Regions from separate parts of the Homo sapiens genome. Here region 2 is linked to region 1. The links are chromatin contacts, found by Hi-C or POLR2A ChIA-PET in ENCODE. All regions are on one chromosome and are shown on one strand. Each heading gives the region's core, a stretch centred on a gene start or an enhancer-like site at or near the end of the contact. The rest is flanking DNA. Distances are from core to core; before and after follow the strand shown.

Region 1 (3,474 bases), core at 76-2,575:
AAGGAGATGCTTTGCTTATCCAACCAAACCCCACCCAGAAGGTGCCTCCAGAGCTCCTGAGGTTCTTGCTGGGAAGAACCTGGTGCCGCCTTTTAACTATGGAGCCTGAGTGCTGGCAGTGGTGAGGGAAAAGGGTAACAAAGGCAGCAGAAAGAGGCATCCCCACCCAGCGAACAGCCAGATGCCAGGCGGGTGTTCCCTTCCCCACCCCAAGGTGGCTGCCTGCAGTGTCTACGTGCTTGTCTTTCTGGAAGACAGGCCCTACTAGGGCTTCAGAGTCAGGCCCAACCTCCTGCCCCCGCAGGAAGGAGCAGAAATGCAGAGCTAAGAGCACCTAGAGAAGGCAGGAAGGGCAGAGATGCAGGTGCACAGGCAACCTCTTCTGTTTGACTTTGGGCCAACTAGGGTTAGGAGTAATGGACTTAACCTGACCTTGGTCTTATATGATCCAGAGAAATGTAAATACTGAAACACAGGCCAACAGTAAAGCAGCAGGTGCAGGGAATCCAGCCACTCCTGGCAAAGTGTCATGGTCCAGCTAAGGACTCCCAGTGACCCAAGCTTCCCCCACCTGTCTCCTTTACCTTACAGGTAGCACCTTCCTCCTCCTTCCTATCCCTACCCCAGGGCCAGGCTGTCTCTCTCTTCCTGACCAGCAAAACCTGAATCTTAGGTTACAAACTCTGGAAGGGGCTCAGAGCTTGGCTGTCCCAAAACCCACTTTTGCAGAGGAGGAAACTGAGGCCCAAGGAAGAAAAAGACCTACTGCAGATCACCTGGCTTCCAGGCTCCTAGCACAAAGCTCTTTGTACTGACGAAGCTCTCAAATCCTGAAAACATCTGCTGTTAGTCCCACCCTCTCCAACCTCCATCCTTTCCCTTTCCCCAAAAAAACAAGAGCTGCATTTTCAGAATTGAAAGTAGGGTGCTAAATGGGCAAAAGTATAGTGGTGGGATCTGAGGCATGGAAGAGGAAAAGCCACAGGGGATGGCCTGAAAACACTGCTGTGTGCTGAGTCAGGCTGCCTGTGCCTGTTCTGCTGTATCCTGGCTCCTGGCTTTCCTCCCCACCCCTGGGCCTGACAGATGACAACTGAAGGTGGGGCCAGCCCAAGAGAGAAAGGGCCAGAGGAAGTTGTGGTGGGTGCCCCGACCCTGGTCCCTAGATATTGTCTGAAGCCTACTGAAGGGTGAGTCTGCATCTTCCAAACACTTGCCCACAACCACAGTGACAGAAGAGGAGCGAGATCTCTCTCTGCTGTAGGTCCAAATGCTACCCTCCTACAATACCAGCAATACTGATGCCACCAACCCCCATGATGGCACCAGGATGGGGAAGGCAGAAACAGGCCTCTGGTGCCCTCTGCTGTTCAGCACTCCCGTGCCACAGCCTGAGGGTTGGCACTGTGGCTGGCAGGGGGACCCAGGGAATGTCTCCAGCCCCTAGGGTTGCCCCAGCTTTTAGCAGCCCTCCATCTACTTCCCAGAAGGATCCAGGAAATGTGTGATGCTGAAGCCCTGGCTAAGGCAATGCACCCGCCAGATCACCCAGGGTGTGGTGTAGTAGCAAACAATCCCCAACACGAAATGGCTCCAAATCAGGCAGGTTTATTTAGCTGGACAAGCTCTGTGTCCATTTTCTAAGATCCAGGTTGAGGCAGTAGCCACCACCATCTGGAATGATGCTGGCTACAGTGACTGAGAGCAAGAGACTGAGGGCCTCACACAGACAGTGAAAAACTTCCACTCACAGCTCACTGGTGGGATCTATCACACAGCCCCACCCAAGCAAAAGAGGCAGAAAGTGCAATCCCACCAGGTGCCCAGAAGTCAGGAGCTAGGGACACTGAAAGGGCACATTCCTGACTACTGATGGCTTCCGGCTCATTCTCCCTCCTGCAAGCAAAGTACCTCATCCCTCCCCAGGGAACGCAGCCCTAGATCCGCCCCAGGGGCAGCATCGTCCTCAGGTGCAGGGTCTCAGGGCGGTATGTTGGCATCCCATATCAGCAGTGAGGGGCAGTAATCCCTGCTTCACACGTAGATGTGGTGCCTCTTGATCCAGTGACCTGCAACCTAAGAATCCCAGTTTCCTGCTGCCTGTTAAAATTCAGTCCTCAGTGGTACAGCCAGGGCTAGAGAGTGGCAAAAAAACACACCAGTAGGAAAGCAGAAAAATGAGAGCCATATCTCAGGGGATACTGCTCCATGGCAGCCCTGCCATCCCTGGGCAGACTTTAAGAGTCCCTGTCCTGGAGGTGGGCATCGTCCTTGATCAGGCAGCTCTGGCCTCTCCCCTGGGTATCTCTCCTCATTGGTTTTTTCTGTGCCCTGCTCCCTTCCCCGTCTGTCTGGCTGCCTCAGTTTCTCCTGACTTAATACCTTGTGCTGTGTGTGGCTCTGTAATGGCCACCTCACTCTTGAGTCTCCCAGACTTCTGAGTGGTCCCAACTTAGGGTCTCAGTTCAAATTCCAGACACACAGAGAGACTCCCATTTCACTGGCCTAACTGATTATTCAGAGCCAGGCACACAAGTCACAGTTATGTCCAGTTTCCGAACGGGCCGTCTGAACAGGGGATGCTGGAGAGACCCCACGCTGCCTGCACATCTGGTGGTGTGGGAGGAGAGCGTGGGCACAGCCATGAAGGATTGTTTTCTCTGAAACACAGAGCGTGGAGTTGCCCTTGAATGTACTCTGAAGACACATGATTTGGGAGGAGGAAGTGAGGTTTGGCCTTCCCCAACCTCAGACTGCTCATTGCTTTCTTTACTCCTCTGAGTCTCAGTTTCCTCATCCATACAGGGGGAACAATAATCACTGTCCTCATCCTTCTCCCTCGCTCACTCCTGTGGGCCCTCATGCCCCTGATGGAACCAGTCCTGGGTCCTGGCTGCCTGAGCTGGGTTCACAGTCTGGGGCTGACCTGTGGCCTGCCTCTCCAGAACATTTGCGTCTGTATAGAGAACTGTTGGAGACTGACAAGCCAACAGGATCAACCCGTAATGGCAAAATATAAGGCAGGGAGATGCCAAAAGAGAGAATACTTTGGTAGGAGGGAGGGAAGCACTCAAGATCTGCCTGGATAAGAATTCTAATCTCTGCTGCTGACTGTTCAGTTCCTCCTTCATGGAAGAAATGAGTCAGGCCTATCTTGAATGACAACTCTTGTTACCAGAATCCTCAGATCATTTCTAGGGTAACTCTCCTTTAAGGGATGTGTGTGGGGGCAGCACTTCGTAGGTACATGCACCCTGCCTCCCTGCCCCACGTGCTCTACATTCTCCCTGTGCTCAGAACTGTGCTGACTCGGGCACAGTTCTGATGATGCGGAAACTAGTGCAGCCCACATTTCTCAACCTCGGGGACGGATGTGCTGCCTTGTTGTATTTTTGTTCTTTGAAAACCTCTGCTTTTTCTTCTACCCATCCACCTCTTTAGCTGCTAATCGGGGGTGGTCTGAAGACCCACGTC
Region 2 (3,813 bases), core at 875-3,374, 180 kb before region 1:
TATCAACTTGAGGCAGTGATCAGGCAGAATCTTGCCGGAAATGTGCAGAAATGGGGCCTAGGGTAGGTCTTTTGGATGAAGGACCTGGATCTTGGGGCTAGGAGAGATGGGAAGGCCCTAGGAAAGAATGAAGAATTATCTGAAAGGATAAGCAGGCCTTGTCCTGCTGGGAAAATAGGTACCTTGAGAATATATTAAGCTAATTCATATTACAGTGTTAGCTTCTTTCTGGACCTGCTGTGACAAAGTTAATGGAGCTTTTTCACCTGGGGGTAAAGGAGGGTACATCAAGGAGCACAGAGAAGGGAGAGCAGAGTGAGTCAGGCACGCTTACCAGAATACGACTCAAACCGAACCAGGTCTCAGTGGTGTTGAGTCACTGGGGCATCAGTCAGGAGCCTGGGCAGCCACCTGGCAGTGGGACTGCGGTGGAGGTGCCCACCCCAGGGGATGCCTGGGCCCAGTGAACATGAAGCCCTTCCCAGCTCTGAGGTTCTCAGAACCCTTTGTGGCTTGAGTTAGCCCTGACACTCTCCCATCCACTTTACGGAGAAGCATTAAAGCCACCGAACACCCCCTCTTGAATCTGATGAGATTCAGCTTTGTCAGACCCACTTTCCCAAGACAGTCATAGAAAATGGGGGATTCTCTGGGTTGGCTGTTTGGAATTCTTCCCCAGATAAATCACGCCCACGAGGTAGCACCAACAATATGTAGTCTCTGTTTCTTTAAAGTGAAAGAGAATATAAAACTGAATGCCAAAGACTCTATTTTGTTGTTTTTTCCTCTAACCTTTATAGTTATCGCACTTACACTGAATTCACCAGGAGGTTGTTCCGTTATAGCATGCATTGATTCTCTCCAAAGCACTCACTTTAGCTTGCAAAGAAACAACTCTACGTTTTTGCACTCATATTTCATTGCATTATGAAATGATGGATTGCATTATTTAATCAGAGTAACAGGTACAGGTTGAGAAGAAATACAAATAGCCCTCAGTAAGCACACACAGCTCAACCAATGGAAACATATGTGCCCAGGAAAACTGGAGAGAAGCTTCAGTTGGAGCTGCTAGCTTCAAGGGTTTAGTGTATCCCAGGCATGGGCACAGTGCTAGCTGAGTAGTGTGGAGAGTCTACATTAATCTAGCAAGCTGGTCCATTGCAGGTTGCTCAAGAGGGCTTCTGCTGTTTAACTGCACGCAGATGCCACAGCCCTTTGTCACGGACAGAGCACTGTCCAGCGTAATCCTCATGGCCCTTTAAGGGAGGCAGAGAAGATTTTCATATAGGAAAAATGAGGATCAGAGGCCTTGAGTGACTTTCTCAGAGACAAATGTGCAGTAATTACCTCCTTCGTGTCTGTACTGCAGGAGCCCAGCACAGAGTGGACACATGGAAAAAAAGGCCACCGTTTATGAAACAGAAGTGATAGAGCCAGGCCCCAAACCAGGTGGATCTGCTTTGAGAGCCCATGTTCTTTCAACTCACTGATGAACATTTGTGAAATGCACACTATTTGTCAAGAATTATGGCTGGCCCAGATACAAAAGATAGGGCCTATTACTTCTCACCTGTTTAGGGCCATGTGTTTTCCAGCTCTTATTTTTCTCCCCACCTTTCTCCTGGAAAAAAAAACAAAAACTTGTTTTAAAAGGCTCAATTCTTCTGTCTCCTTTGGTGTTAATTCTTCTGCAAAATAGCCTGGGAAGAAACAATTGATTTGAATTATGCCAAAGCTTTTCAGAAGTGGGGATGGACAGAGTGCCCCCCATCCAGTCTCACCTTTACTCTCCACCCCATTTCCTACTTCCACCTCCAAGACTTCCCACACTTATGCAAAACATCCTGGCTGAGTCTCACCAAGAGCTCTAGGGGAAACCCTAAACCTCAGAGTGAAATGAAGGGGCTGATTTGCCCCTGGGGAAATTAGACACAAACAAGGCTGGGGTGAACCACCAGTCTTGAAACTGTTTCTCTGGATTAGTCACAGGGTTACCCACTCATGAATGTTCCTCCCACCTCCTCACTTCAGGCTCTGTTATTCTAGAGGGCTGGCCTGGTTACAAGGGTAGCCAGATTAACTAGGGTCTAAATGGGAGAGCTGGGGCACGGATCATTCACCAAAGAAACCGCAGCGACCTTCCGCCTGGGTGGGGCTTCTCTTCTTTTAACCTCCCGCGAAACTGCTAGTCAGCAGCTCTGTTTCCTGCCATTGCTCGAGGAGATCTTCATGAGTTTCATAGGAGTAGGATTGTGCCTTCAATCCATCATCTTTCTAGGGAAGGTAGCAGTATTTCATTGGCTTATTTCTTAACAAATAATATATTAAAGACTGCTTTCCTCCAGGTACCTGTTAGACACTAGGAATATAGTGGTAAGCAAAGAACTGCTTAGGAGTCTTGCTCTTGTGTTTTTGATGGTTGATCTCAGGTTGTTTAAGAGGCTTCTGCTGTTCAACTGCATATGCGACAGCCCTTTTACATGAACAGAGAGAACTGTCCAGTAATTTAATCCTCATGGCCCCTCAAAGGTGGCAGAGAAAATTTTCATATAGGAAATTAGGATCAGAGGCATTAAGTAACTTTCTCAAAGACAAACGTGTGGTAATTATCTCTTTTATGTCTGTACTGCAGGAGCCCAGCACAGAGTGGACACGAGAAAAGAAATTCTATTGTTTATGAAACAGAAGTGATAGAGCTGGGCCCCAAATTGGGTATATCTGTTTTGAGATTGCTTTGTAACACATATACATCAAATAACTGCTAGAGACCAGGGCAAGGGGGTTCTGTCTGTTTGGTTCACTGCTATATGGTTAAGGCCAAGAAAAGTACCTGGCATACAATAGACATTCAATAAGCATTTGTTGGATGGATGGATGGATGGATGGATGACCCAAACAATTGCAGGTCATGCTGAATGTAAGAATTAAACGTAACATGGATGAGAATGCATCACGGGATTTATCATCTCTTTTGGGTCTGGGGAAGACTTCTTTGCAAAAAATGATAACCCAGACAAGATTCAAGGGGTGAGCAGGAGCTGGCTAAAGGAAGGAGAAGATAGTGGCAGGAGGAGCCACGCAGACACAAGGAATAGCTTGGGTGAAGGTCTTGAAGCAAGAGGGAGCACAGTTTATGAAAGGATGCTGAAGAAAGTTTCCAGAGCTGGAGGACAAGTGGGAAGGAAGGGTTGGTTCAAGGTGACTCTGGAGGGGACAGCAGAGCAGATCCTAGTGGCCTGAGAATAGAACCCTGACCTCTTCCACAGAGCAAGGAGGAATCACTAACCTATGTTCAGCAGGAATCAATGTGGCCAGACTTGCACTGGCATCACAAGTTGAAGTGCTTTTAGGAAGGTCCATTTGGGAGTGTCTAGGTATACATGACCAATGGGAGATGATGAACTTGCCATAGCTTTTAAAGTTTAAAGTGACACATTTCTAGCCTACTACTATTTCACCTTCACATCATTACATAATGTATTTTAACAAATACCGATATTGCATTACTATGTGACAGATGTCATTCTAAGTGCTTTGCAAATATAAACTCTCACATTGGCCTTGTGACATTGGTGCTAATTATTATCCTTTTTAAAAGATGAGGCAACTGGGCTGGGGCATTTAAACCAACACAGCAGATGACAGAATGCCAGAGTCTTCCTCAATTCCTGTGATGCATGGAGGACTCCAGAAGTCTCCATGTGCCCTGTGGAGGGTGTGCAAGGAGACTGGCCTTGGAGCTGCAGTGGGTGAGGTAGCTGGGGAAGACAGATGGGGCTGGAATGAGAGTCAGTCTGCTTTCAGGGGATC

Evidence for each region. A loop is a pair of places that touch in the nucleus more often than their neighbours do. ChIA-PET counts read pairs that join two places held with the same protein, here RNA polymerase II (POLR2A). Pooled maps may share reads with other maps.
Region 2: a loop to region 1 is called in a map of CD8-positive, alpha-beta T cell, with 3 times the contacts of the local background. The contact joins two enhancer-like sites. A Hi-C loop is called at or near these places in 3 of 168 maps with a recorded cell type or tissue (CD8-positive, alpha-beta T cell, PC-9 and naive thymus-derived CD4-positive, alpha-beta T cell) and 12 of 50 pooled maps. POLR2A ChIA-PET finds 5 or more read pairs at or near these places in 2 of 52 experiments (PC-9 and activated naive CD4-positive, alpha-beta T cell).

The regions. Positions count from the first base shown.
Region 1 is chr15:69,574,042-69,577,515 of GRCh38, reverse strand. No RefSeq gene overlaps it. Among named protein-coding and RNA genes, the nearest start is that of DRAIC, 14 kb to the right of the region's middle. Within about 2 kb of position 1,325, at least 2 of the 41 ENCODE cell types and tissues checked have a DNase peak (open chromatin) inside an H3K27ac peak, as active enhancers do.
Region 2 is chr15:69,753,967-69,757,779 of GRCh38, reverse strand. LOC107984788 (a long non-coding RNA gene) reads right to left here. Exons shown (of 3, transcript XR_001751592.3): 2 at 1,574-1,624. Among named protein-coding and RNA genes, the nearest start is that of LINC00593, 79 kb to the left of the region's middle. Within about 2 kb of position 2,124, at least 6 of the 41 ENCODE cell types and tissues checked have a DNase peak (open chromatin) inside an H3K27ac peak, as active enhancers do.